2 separate regions of the Homo sapiens genome follow, and region 2 is linked to region 1. A link is a loop called in an ENCODE intact Hi-C map of the cell type or tissue named here. Cell type or tissue: endothelial cell of umbilical vein. All regions are shown on one strand. Links, peaks and the distances in the headings refer to the core of each region. The heading gives the core; the rest is flanking DNA.

Region 1 (5,456 bases), core at 365-5,364:
ACATGATAAATATTGGCTAGTAAAGGTCATCATTCTTTACAGATGTATCTTCATATTTCTGGCTGATGGTGGGGAAGGCCCACAACAGGACAAGCTGTGCCTGGGCAAAGGTGACTGAGTTTCTAGCAGTAAAGCAGTTCACAGTAACCAGGCTCTCCTCCTGTCCACCTCACCCTTTCCCTTTCCTCTCTTTTTAAATTCAAGCAACAGCTCACACAACCTTCAGACTTTGAACTAGGCTACTGTGATCTGAGACCTGTTCATTCCACCCAAAATTTTTGAATAACTTTCATAGGATCCTTCTGGAAAAAGAGGATAATAGCAGTGACAACAACAATAATTCCTGATCGTTAAGTACAGTGCTTTTGAGTTTGTGAAGTTTTTTTTTTTCCACTCAAAATGCCCATGATGATTCTACCAGAGCATTTTTTTTGATGTTGGAAAATCTTACAACATTCCCTGATAAGGCATGTTTCTGAAATGATTTCATAAAAATCGACAGTTTTGTATTAAAACAAGAAATAATTCAATTTCTGAGTGAAAGACTATGCACTACGTAAATCTTTCTTGAGGAATTTAGAGGGGTTTTTTTTTTCCCTTGCACCTGACTGGATATATAAACATAGCTAGAGTCTTGGCTAATAATAACATCACAATGTGTACAGACCCAGCGCTCTTCAATACCTTTGCAGAGTTATTTGTGTCGGAAAGGATTTTATCATAAGCACATTTCTTCTCTCAGTATCACATGATGCGCCATTGAATTTCCCATCATACAAACTTTCTAATCTCATTTACAGTCACAGAGGTTGAAAATAGATAACTAATCAGCATTTAAGTACCTTATAATCTGTAAGGTAAACCAGATATGGCTAGACTGGCAGTGGAACATTCCAGAGGTTGCGGACTAGGGGATCCTGACTCTAGTCCATTATTAATAAGTTCTGCGACTTCTACAGCCCCTGGATCTCACTGTGATTCAGATTCCATATGTGCAAATTGAGTTTGTTCCTCTAAGTTTCCCTCTAATCCTCATACAGTCAAATGAGTGTCATAATTCTAAATATTTCAGCTTAATTTACGACAGTGTCCTTACTCATGATTCAAGACAGACTGGGGCCACATATAGGATCGCTGTGGCCTTTTCTTTTCTCTTTTCTTTTCTTTCTTTCTTTTCTTTTCTTTCTTTTTTTTTTTTTTTTTTTTGAGACAGAGTCTTGCTCTGTCGCCCTGGCTGGATTGCAGTGGTGCTATCTCGGCTCACTGCAAACTCCGCCTCCCGGGTTCACGCCATTCTCCTGCCTCAGCCTCCCAAGTAGCTGGGACTACAGACGGCCACAAGCACGCCCAGCTAATTTTTTGTATTTTTAGTAGAGATGGGGTTTCACCGTGTTAGCCAGGATGGTCTCGATCTCCTGACCTCGTGATCCGCCTGCCTTGGCCTCCCAAAGTGCTGGGATTACAGGCATGAGCCACCGCGCCCGGCCGCTGTGGCCTTTTCTTAGCCTAGGAAATCTGTACTGGGAGATCTGCCAGTTTCCTTGGCCTTAATCTTCTTCAGTTCTAACAAATGTTCCCATAGTGACAAGTTGTATTAGAGTTGACGTGGGCTGCTTTCTTCCCATTCTATTCTGTTCTATTCCATGTATCTATTTATTTATTCTGTTTTACATTTAAATCTCATAGTGCTAAAGCAAACTTCTCTTCTGAGAATGCCTATTAGGCAGTTAGAGAACTGACCAAGTGACTAAATATAACTTTAAGACCTGACTTTGCTTGAGCTCTTCACCGGTTATTTAAATCTATTTAGAATTTAGCTATTTGGTTCATCTGATGGGTTGACAATTGACTTAATAATAGTTATCCTTTGTCATAGGATTCTTCTTTTTCATGAAGTATTCTGAGAGTGAAATTGGGGATAATAGGGCACTTGAGAATGGGGTTAGGGAACTGTAGATACCTGCAAATTTGCAAAATGCTGACAAACAAAAGAATGCAAACTAAAAAAGAATGGAGGCGATTTAGAAAGTTACATTTCTTTGACTCAAAGATAAGGCTTTACCAAGGAAAGCAGAAGGGTGGAATGGTTTCCTGTTTAAGTACTGGCTGAATAGGGTAGTCTGTGTGCCGTTTGTGAGAATGTTTCCTAACAGGAGGAAGTCTGCAACGCACTGCAAAACCTAACCTGATCATACAGTATTTGATACCCTCGGACACAAATCCAGGCCTAGCCAAACCTCAGCGTAACTTTGGCTCCCAGCCAGTTTGATTCCTGTAATATTATTCAGTGTGAAACGCCATCGACCAATTTTATTATTTTTAGAGAATAGGACGTGAACTGATAGCCAAATGGTAAATAAAACCCCACTCCCCCATCCAGTTTGTTGTGTACTGGGAAGCACTGGGTGTGCTGAAGAAACGACAAACAGCAGGGGTTTGATTCTTAAAACGTTCCTGTACTCTAGGTTTTTGTGTCATTGTTGTTGTGTTCCTTATTTCCTTTTTGCCATCAATGGTGGCAGTTATTGGATAGGCCTTGGCCAGCGCTCCAGGGCTGCTGCTTTGCCCAGTGACTGTATCTTTCCTGTTAGCATGCTGATCATACTTGGAAACTATGAGTCAGTGAAATGCAGCCGCTAGCAGTGGGGGTGGGTAGATTACTAGGGAAAGTGCAGCCAAGACTTCCTGTACCAACTCAGGGCCATTATCTTTGGGGGAAGGTAGGAACTCACTATGGCAATAGGAACACCTACATTCACCTGGCATTTGCTGTGTACTACATTGATTTAGGGAGGGTATAGGGGCACAAATTAAAAAAAAAAAAAAAAGAAAGAATTAAACCTTCTTTTGTAGACACCAGGGTGGAGCTTTGAGAGTCATGTTATAATATCCCTGTTATTGACACCTTCAACTTGCTATTAGTTGCTGAGACTCATTAACTATTCACATTTGTCTGCCCTCATTCAACTCCTAGCAACTGCAGTTACAGTCCTATTTAAAATAATAGAGTAAGATTGGTAACATTACTGATTTAACAGGAAATTAGAAGACTTACATTCATAGAGCTTAGGTAATTGACACCAACAGCACTTTTCTTGTAATTTATGCACTATGATTGATTTCATTCCCCTGCTAGCCCTAAAAGAATCTCTGAAGCATATTCAGCCATCAGATTACTGTGCAAAGGAATTAAATGAGTATTACCCTGCTATCTATTTCAGAGCTGGTAAAAAGTTTCTAAGTGGTTTGGAGCTCAGGAGTCAGTCTAAAATTATAATGCTATTATAAAAGAGTTCAGCTTTAGAGCATTTCTTTGTAAGTGACAACTGTGGATTCACATGAAAAGGGCTTATTACTGAAAACGAGGACAAAACTACAAGTAGGTCATTTGTTTATGATTTTAAGCGTATTTTTTTGTAAGCTATATATGTATTCCCCGGCTTACCCTAAAATACACTCACTAACCTATAACAGTTGTGTTATAAATGATCCATTTCCAGATGTTTATTTAGTGTGGTATTTGGATCATAATATATCGCCACGCTTCATGCTTCTCACCCTCCACAATATAATTAACAATGCTGAGTGCAAGAAGTCTGATAAATGAGGAGGAAATATATTATTTAAGCCATGTATTCTACTCTGGAAATTTCATGAAACACTGGCAAAGAAGAGGTAGTAAATCTACAATGTTCAAATAAATCATTATTATTATTATTATTATTATTATTATTTTATTTTGCTATTTATTGAGCAGAGTAGGCATGGTCTGGGATCTACCTGCTTATTTCTCTAGTTTCATGTTCTCTTTTGTGGGGCTGGGTCTAAGGAAACCAGTCTACACCCATAGGATTCTAGGACTCTGGGGCTCCTTGCACACAGCTCACAAGGGGACATGCCCAGAAATGGCCAGGCTCCAGGTATCCTAGGAGGAACTGACCTAAGGTAAGTCCAGTTGTTGACCTAAGGCAGTAACAGGTGTTGGGTAAAGTGCTCCTGCAAAATATTTTTAATATTACAAAGAAGCAGAATAAAGATATGACAGCCATGTGTGAAAAAGTAAAATTCTGTGAAGATTAAGACAAGAGTAGGTTTAAGTACTTTCTTAGTTGCTATTCTGGGTAAAAATTCAGCTGACAGACTAGGATGAAAGCCTAGGTACGTCAATGATTCTTTGGATTCTTCTCAGTTAACTCAGTGCTTTCTTCATGTCAGTCTTCCACTCAGAGGTCATTGTCTTTTGTTTGTTTGTTTAACTTTAACAAAGTTTATACTTCGTATTTAGGAAAAAAATCAATCCTAAAGGGCTACTTTCAACATGGCGATATACATTATTTCAGTTAAATTCTTCGAACAACCATAATATCTATTGTATACACACACATTATCTTTGCTAATAACAGCAATGCAATGAATAACTACAATAGTGATTTAGCATCAGCTCATGTTTATATAGCACTGCACCAGCACATGCATCTATTTTTTTTCTTATGTACATCTCAAAAGATACCTATGAGGCAAACAGGACCAAAAAACACTTTTTGAGCCTCTGTGTGATCCAGGCACGGTTCCAGGGTTACCTCTTTAACAGTGCCAGTACTACAGAGTTGAGGGAGGTGGGGGGTGGAGCAGAATTTAAGGAGGCCTTCACTCTCAGGGTCATGCCAGCAGAGGGTTAGCACCTGAGACCTGCCTCCTTAAATTGTGCATCCTAGGCACTTTGCTTGAAGAGACCTTCTTGATGGTGGAGTCTTGGTTGTTCTCAGGAAGGGGATGTAGGTAGCTGGTGGACAGGGGCAGAAGAGAGATTTGTCTCTTTGTCCTTCCTCATCATTTGGATTGTATACTATACACAATTGTCCACTCAAAATCAAATTAGACAGCCACCACACTTACTCCCCCATCCATACTCTCAACTGATGAACTTGTCTTCAGTGAGAAAACTGACCAATCAAAAGGCAACATGGATGAGCCTAGAGGACATTATACTAAGTGAAATAAGCCAGAAAGAGAAGGAAAAATACACATCTCACTTGTATGTGGAATCTTAAAAAAAAAAGTCAATGACATAAAGGAGAAAATAGTGGTTGCCAGGGTGGGCTGGGGGAAAGAGGGCAAGGGAGGAGGCAGGAAATGGGGAGATGTAGAGTCAAAGGGTACAAAGTTGCAGTTACATAGGATGAGTGAGTCTAGACATTTAAGGTACAACAGGAGGACTATAGTAATACTATTGCACTGTGTACTGGAAATTTGCTAAGGGAGTAGATTTTTGGTGCCCTTGTAACAACAACAAGAACAATGCCAGGCGTGGCGCTCATGCCTGTAATCCCAGAACTTTGGGAGGCTGAAGTGGGTGGATCATTTGAGGTCAGGAGTTCAAGACCAGCTTGGCCAACATGGTGAAACACCGTCTCTACTAAAAATACAAAAATTAGCCAGGCGTGGTGGCAGGCACC
Region 2 (5,456 bases), core at 311-5,310, 110 kb before region 1:
ATTTAATGTTTCTATTGTAGTCAAACAGAGCTACTCTTATTGATTTGTTAATACACAAGTGAGCCAGATATTGTCTATTGGCATCTAGCACTTTTTACAGTCTTCTATCTCCCCTGTTTTGCAGGGGCTGGAAATCTGGGAACATGTCTCATACTCCCTTGCCAGCACAGTTTCAGACATAGCTTGAGTTCTGCCAATCAGATATACTGGTGAGAGATTTGGAAGGCAGAAGAGAGATGGCAACCACCATTGGCTTTTTCCTTTGTTACTGGTGATGGGCAGCCCTTGAAGTCAGCAGAGTCTCCAGCAGCCTCCGGATGCTAGGAAGCACCCGGTCAAATTTCTACTTATTAAGAAAAAGAGGGCCAGGCTCGGTAGCTCACACCTGTAATCCCAGCACTTTGGGAGGCCAAGGCGGGGGGATCACGAGGTCAAGAGATCGAGACCATCCTGACCAACATGGTGAAACCCCGTCTCTTCTAAAAATACAAAAATTATCCAGGCGTGGTGGTGTGTGCCTGTAATCCTAGCTACTTTGGAGGCTGGGCAGGAGAATTGCTTGAACCTGGGAGGCGGAGGTTGCAGTGAGCCGAGATCACACCACTGCACTCCAGCCCAGGTGACACAGTGAGACTCCGTCTCAAAAAAAAAAAAAAAGCCCTCAAAGACCTAAATATCTTGATATCCCTGTGAATGTATTTTTTAATCTAATTATCTGGAAAATCTTGTCTATTTTACATTTTAGGTGTGTAGAGTAGAATCATCATTAAAAGATATTTTTAAAATGTTCCCAAGTATATCCATGTAAAGAATCCAGTGTCCCTCTTTAATTTCCCCATTCAGATCAATATCTATTAAAGTAACACATTTGATATTTCTATAATATTTAATATAATACCAAATGAGAAAAACAGAAAAGTAACATTACACTAATATGATTTAAAGAGCATTTAATTATCTAATATAATTATCTCTTAAGCCCCAATTATAATATATTATTATCCTTACCAAAAAGCCAACTGTCTTGAGTCATAGCTAAAAGTGGTAGCATTATAAAAGAAAAAACATTTGATCTGATAGCCAACTACCTATTTACTATTTAAAAACACTTTAGGCTGGGTACGGTGGCTTATGCCTCTAATCCCTGCACTTTGGGAGACCAAGGCGGGTGGATCACTTGAGGTCAGGAGTTCGAGACCAGCCTGATCAACATGGTGAAACTCCATCTCTACTAAAAATACAAAATTAGCTGGGTGTAGTGGCAGGCACCTGTAATCCCAGCTACTCAAGAGGCTGAGGCAGAAGAATTGCTTGAATCCTAGAGGGGGTTGCAATGACCGCACCACTGCACTCCAGCCTTATTGACAGAGTGAGACCCTATCTCAAAAAAAAAAAAATTAAAATTAAACCCTAAAAACACCTTAATGTCCTCTGAGTTTCTGCACTATTCCTTCCAATGTCAAATAAAGATAAAGGAGAATGTCAAGGCATACAAATGTATTAATGATAGCTGAGTTCTACTCTGACTTATTTGCTCCTTCTGTATCTTCCCTGGTGAGCAATATCTGGCACATCCTTACACAAAGCCATCTTGCTTCCTAGCCCACTACATTATGCCAGTGTTACTTTTACTGCATTATTGTTATGGTTGATAACACTTTTTTTCTTCTTTTTTTTTTTCTTTTTTTTTTGAGATGGAGTTTCGCTCTTGTTGCCCAGGCTGGAGTGCAATGGTGCAGTCTTGGCTCACCACAACTTCTGCCTCCCAAGTTCAAGCGATTCTCCTGCTTAAACCTCCCGAGTACCTGGGATTACAGGCACGCGCCACTACGCCTGGCTAATTTTTGTATTTTTAGTAGAGACTGGGTTTTGCTGTGTTGGTCAGGCTGGTCTCGAACTCCCAACCTCAGATGATCTGCCTGCCTCGGCCTGTGAAAGTGCTGGGACTACAGGCATGAGTCACCGTGCCCAGCCCCAACAATTTTTGTTGGTAACATTTTGGATCTTTTTTATTTTTTCTTTTTTTTGAGACGAGGTCTTGCTCTGTCGCCCAGACTGCAGTGCAGTGGCGTGATCTCGGCTCACTGCAAGCTCCGCCTCCCGGGTTCACGCCATTCTCCTGCCTCAGCCTCCCGAGTAGCTGGCATCACAGGCGCCCGCCACCGTGCCCGGCCAACATTTTGGATCTTTTAAACCTTAAGTATTTAATGTTTTATAGGTCGATTCTTGTCTTTTTTTCTTTTCTTTTTTTTTTTTTTTTTTTTGAGACAGGATCTCATTCTGTCACCCAGGCTAAAGTGAAGTGGTGCAATCATGGCTCACTGCAGCCTCAATCTCCTGGGCTCAAGCGATCCTTCCACCTTGGCCTCCTGAGTAGCTGGGACTACAGGCGCACACTATCATGCCAGACTAATTTTTATTTTTAAATTTTTGGTAGAGATGAGGTCTCACTGTGTTGCCCAGGCTGGTCTCAAACTCCTGAGCTCAAGTGGTCTGCCTGCCTCAGCCTCCCAAAGTATTGAGATTACAGGCATGAGCCACTGTGTTTGGACTATAGGTTGATTCTAAAAGATGAAAAGTAATAAACAGCACTTAAGTTATCATGACTATGTAAATATTATTCACTGCAGAGATAAACAATGTGATGTATTTCCTGCTCTATTGTTCCAATATGACAACACTGGTAATAGTCAAAGAATGAATACAATGAATTCTCCCTGTTCCAATCTACCAAATGCTCAAAATCATGGCACATTTAAAAATATTAGCATCGCACCTTTTCTCACGGAGTTTTGTTTTTGTTTTTCCTGAAATTTTAATTACATTCCTCTCATTCTTTTTTACTGCTTTGTGTAAGAGTCTATGGCATAGATGCTCTATAATTTAGTTCACACTCCACTATTGTTGAGCATTTAGGCTGGTTTTTCATTTTTTCCTACTATGAATGATGCTTCAATGAATATCCTGCCCGTACATTTTTGTGTACATACAAATTTCTGTAAGATAAAAAGCTAGAGCTGGGTTGAAGAGAATATGCATTTTAAGAACCACTGACAAATAGCCCTCAGAAAGAGGCACTGCCATCTATATTCTCACCATCACTGTAAGGGAAGGTCTATTTTTTTTTTTTTCTTTGAGACAAGAGTCCCGCTCTGTCACCCAGGCTGGAGTACAGTGGCGCGATCTCGGCTCACTGCAACCTCCGCCTCCTGGGTTCAAGCGATTCTCCCTGCCTCAGCCTCCCGAGTAGCTGGGACTATAGGTGTGCGCCACCACTCTGGCTAATTTTTGTATTTTTAGTAGAGACTGGGTTTCACTATGTTGGCCAGGCTGGTCTCGTACTTCTGACCTCGTGATCCACCTGCCTCGGCCTCCCAAAGTGCTGGGATTACAGGTGTGAGCCACCATGCCGGGCCTGGTATAATTCTGTATAGTGTTTCTTAGACTCCTATTAATCATTTTGATTTTTGCCATCTATCTCATCGCTGTTTTAATTTTTTTTTCTTATTACTGAGGTAAAAAATCTCTTTGTAAGCTAATTGGCCTTTGGTATTTCCTCTGCAGAGCATTGATTTTTGGGGTTTTTTTGTTGTTGTTGTTCTTTTCTTTTCTTTTTTTTTTTTTTTTTGAGATGGAGTCTCGCACTGTCGCCCAGGCTGGAGTGCAATGGCGCGATCTTGGCTCACTGAAACCTCTGCCTCCTGGATTCAAGCGATTCTCCTGCCTCAGCCTCCCAAATAGCTGGGATTACAGGCACCCACAACTACGCCCGGCTAATTTTTGCATTTCTAGTAGAGATGGGGTTTCACCATGTTGGCCAGGCTGGTCTCAAACTCACAACCTCAAGTGATCCGCCCGCCTCAACCTCCCAAAATGTTGGGATTACAGGCGTGAGCCACCATGCCCTGCCTTTTTTGGTCTTTTTTAATGTTTAGGGTTCCTTATGTATTGTGAACATTAATTCTTTTTTGTGTTGAACAAGTTGTAAATATATTCTCCCAGTATATCAATTGTCTTTCAACTTCGTGGTGTCTTCTGTCAAAGAGAAGCTTTAATATTCATATAGTGAAAAAATCACTCTTTTAGGCCAGGCACAGTGGCTCACGCCTGTAATCCCAGCACTTGCGGAGGCCGAGGCAGGCGGATCATGAGGTCAGGAGTTCAAGACCAGCCTGACCAACATGGTGAAACCCTGTCTCTACTAAAAATAGAAAAATTAGCTGGGCATGGTGGCCTGCACCTGTAATCCCAGCTACTGTGGAGGCTGAGGCGGGAGAATTACTTGAACCCGGGAGGTGGAGCTTGCAGTGAGCCAAGATGGCGCCACTGCATCCAGCCTGGGCAACAGAGTGAGACTCCATCTCAAAAAAAAAAAAAAATCACTCTTTTTTTCCCTATAGGTTTTATACTTTGTGTTGCTTAAGATGGGCTTCCCTAGCCTAAGGTTAATAATCATGCTTTTCTCTGTGTTAGAAAATACCTTTATAGGTTTCTTTTTATATTTGGCTCTTTACCCCATCTAAAATGTTTTGTTTGTACATGATGAGGTAATTTTCTTCATTCTGTATGTGTGTATGACAAACTACAAATTCTCCAGCTCATGAGCAGAAAGGTGGTATGGTAACAACTTTTCCCTGCAATTCTTTTTTTTTTTCCTTTTTTGAGACAGAGTCTCACTCTGTCGTTCAGGCTGGAGTGCAGTGGCATGATCTCGGCTCACTGTAACCTCTACCTCCTGGGTTCAAGCGATTCTCCTGACTCAGCCTTCCAAATAGCTGGAATTACAAGCACACGCCACTAATGCCTGGCTAATTTTTGTATTTTTAGTCGAGATGGGGTTTCACCATGTTGGCCAAGCTGGTCTTGAACTCCTGACCTCAAGCGATCTACCCATCTTGGCCTCCTGAAGTGCTGGGATTCCAGGCGTGAGCCACTGCACCCAGCTTTCCCTGCACATTTTAAATTATCCCTCCCTCTCCTCTCTCTTTGTCTCCTACACTGAAGGCAACACTGGTCAATGTGTGACACACTTCAATAGGCCTTTCTAATGTTATGAATAATCCCAGCACCTACGAAATATCCATTTCTCTCTTTCTGTAGAAGCCACCATTAGGGCTTACCCATGTCTAGTTCTCCTCTCATCCTAGGGCACATGGAAGACTGCACTTCTCAGATCCCATGCTTAGTTAGTTGTGACTAATTCTGGCCAGTAACTTCTGAGAGGAAACAGTGCATCATTGACATATCATTTCAGGCTGAGGAGTGGAGCCCCACCTGATCTTACAGTTTCTTTTCTGAACTCTTGCCTTGGGACAATGGCGCCTGTGTATCAAGACACTGTAAGGAGGGCAGGTGACCTGCTGACCTGCTCAGATGACTTGGTGTAAGTGAGAAATAAACTCTTTTGTGCTAAGCCACCAACATATTTTGCTTGTTTGTTACCATATCAGAAGGCA

The links. A loop is a pair of places that touch in the nucleus more often than their neighbours do. Peaks named below come from ENCODE experiments on the same cell type or tissue, not always from the same donor. Only the 100,000 strongest peaks of a DNase experiment are listed, where the experiment ranks them.
Region 2: it touches region 1 in a loop (6-fold over the local background); 4 of 110 quality-filtered maps call a loop at or near these places.

What each region holds. Positions count from the first base shown.
Region 1 is chr3:177,343,195-177,348,650 of GRCh38, forward strand. No RefSeq gene overlaps it. Among named protein-coding and RNA genes, the nearest start is that of LINC00501, 51 kb to the left of the region's middle. RefSeq lists enhancers at 1,337-1,856, 2,377-2,894. In endothelial cell of umbilical vein, for the core only: no CTCF peak of the experiment used is centred there; DNase peaks (open chromatin) are centred at 2,227 and 2,597; H3K27ac peaks cover 2,612 bases.
Region 2 is chr3:177,231,673-177,237,128 of GRCh38, forward strand. The region is part of intron 2 of LOC107986053 (a long non-coding RNA gene); the gene reads left to right. Among named protein-coding and RNA genes, the nearest start is that of TBL1XR1, 37 kb to the left of the region's middle. In endothelial cell of umbilical vein, for the core only: no CTCF peak of the experiment used is centred there; a DNase peak (open chromatin) is centred at 2,679; H3K27ac peaks cover 830 bases.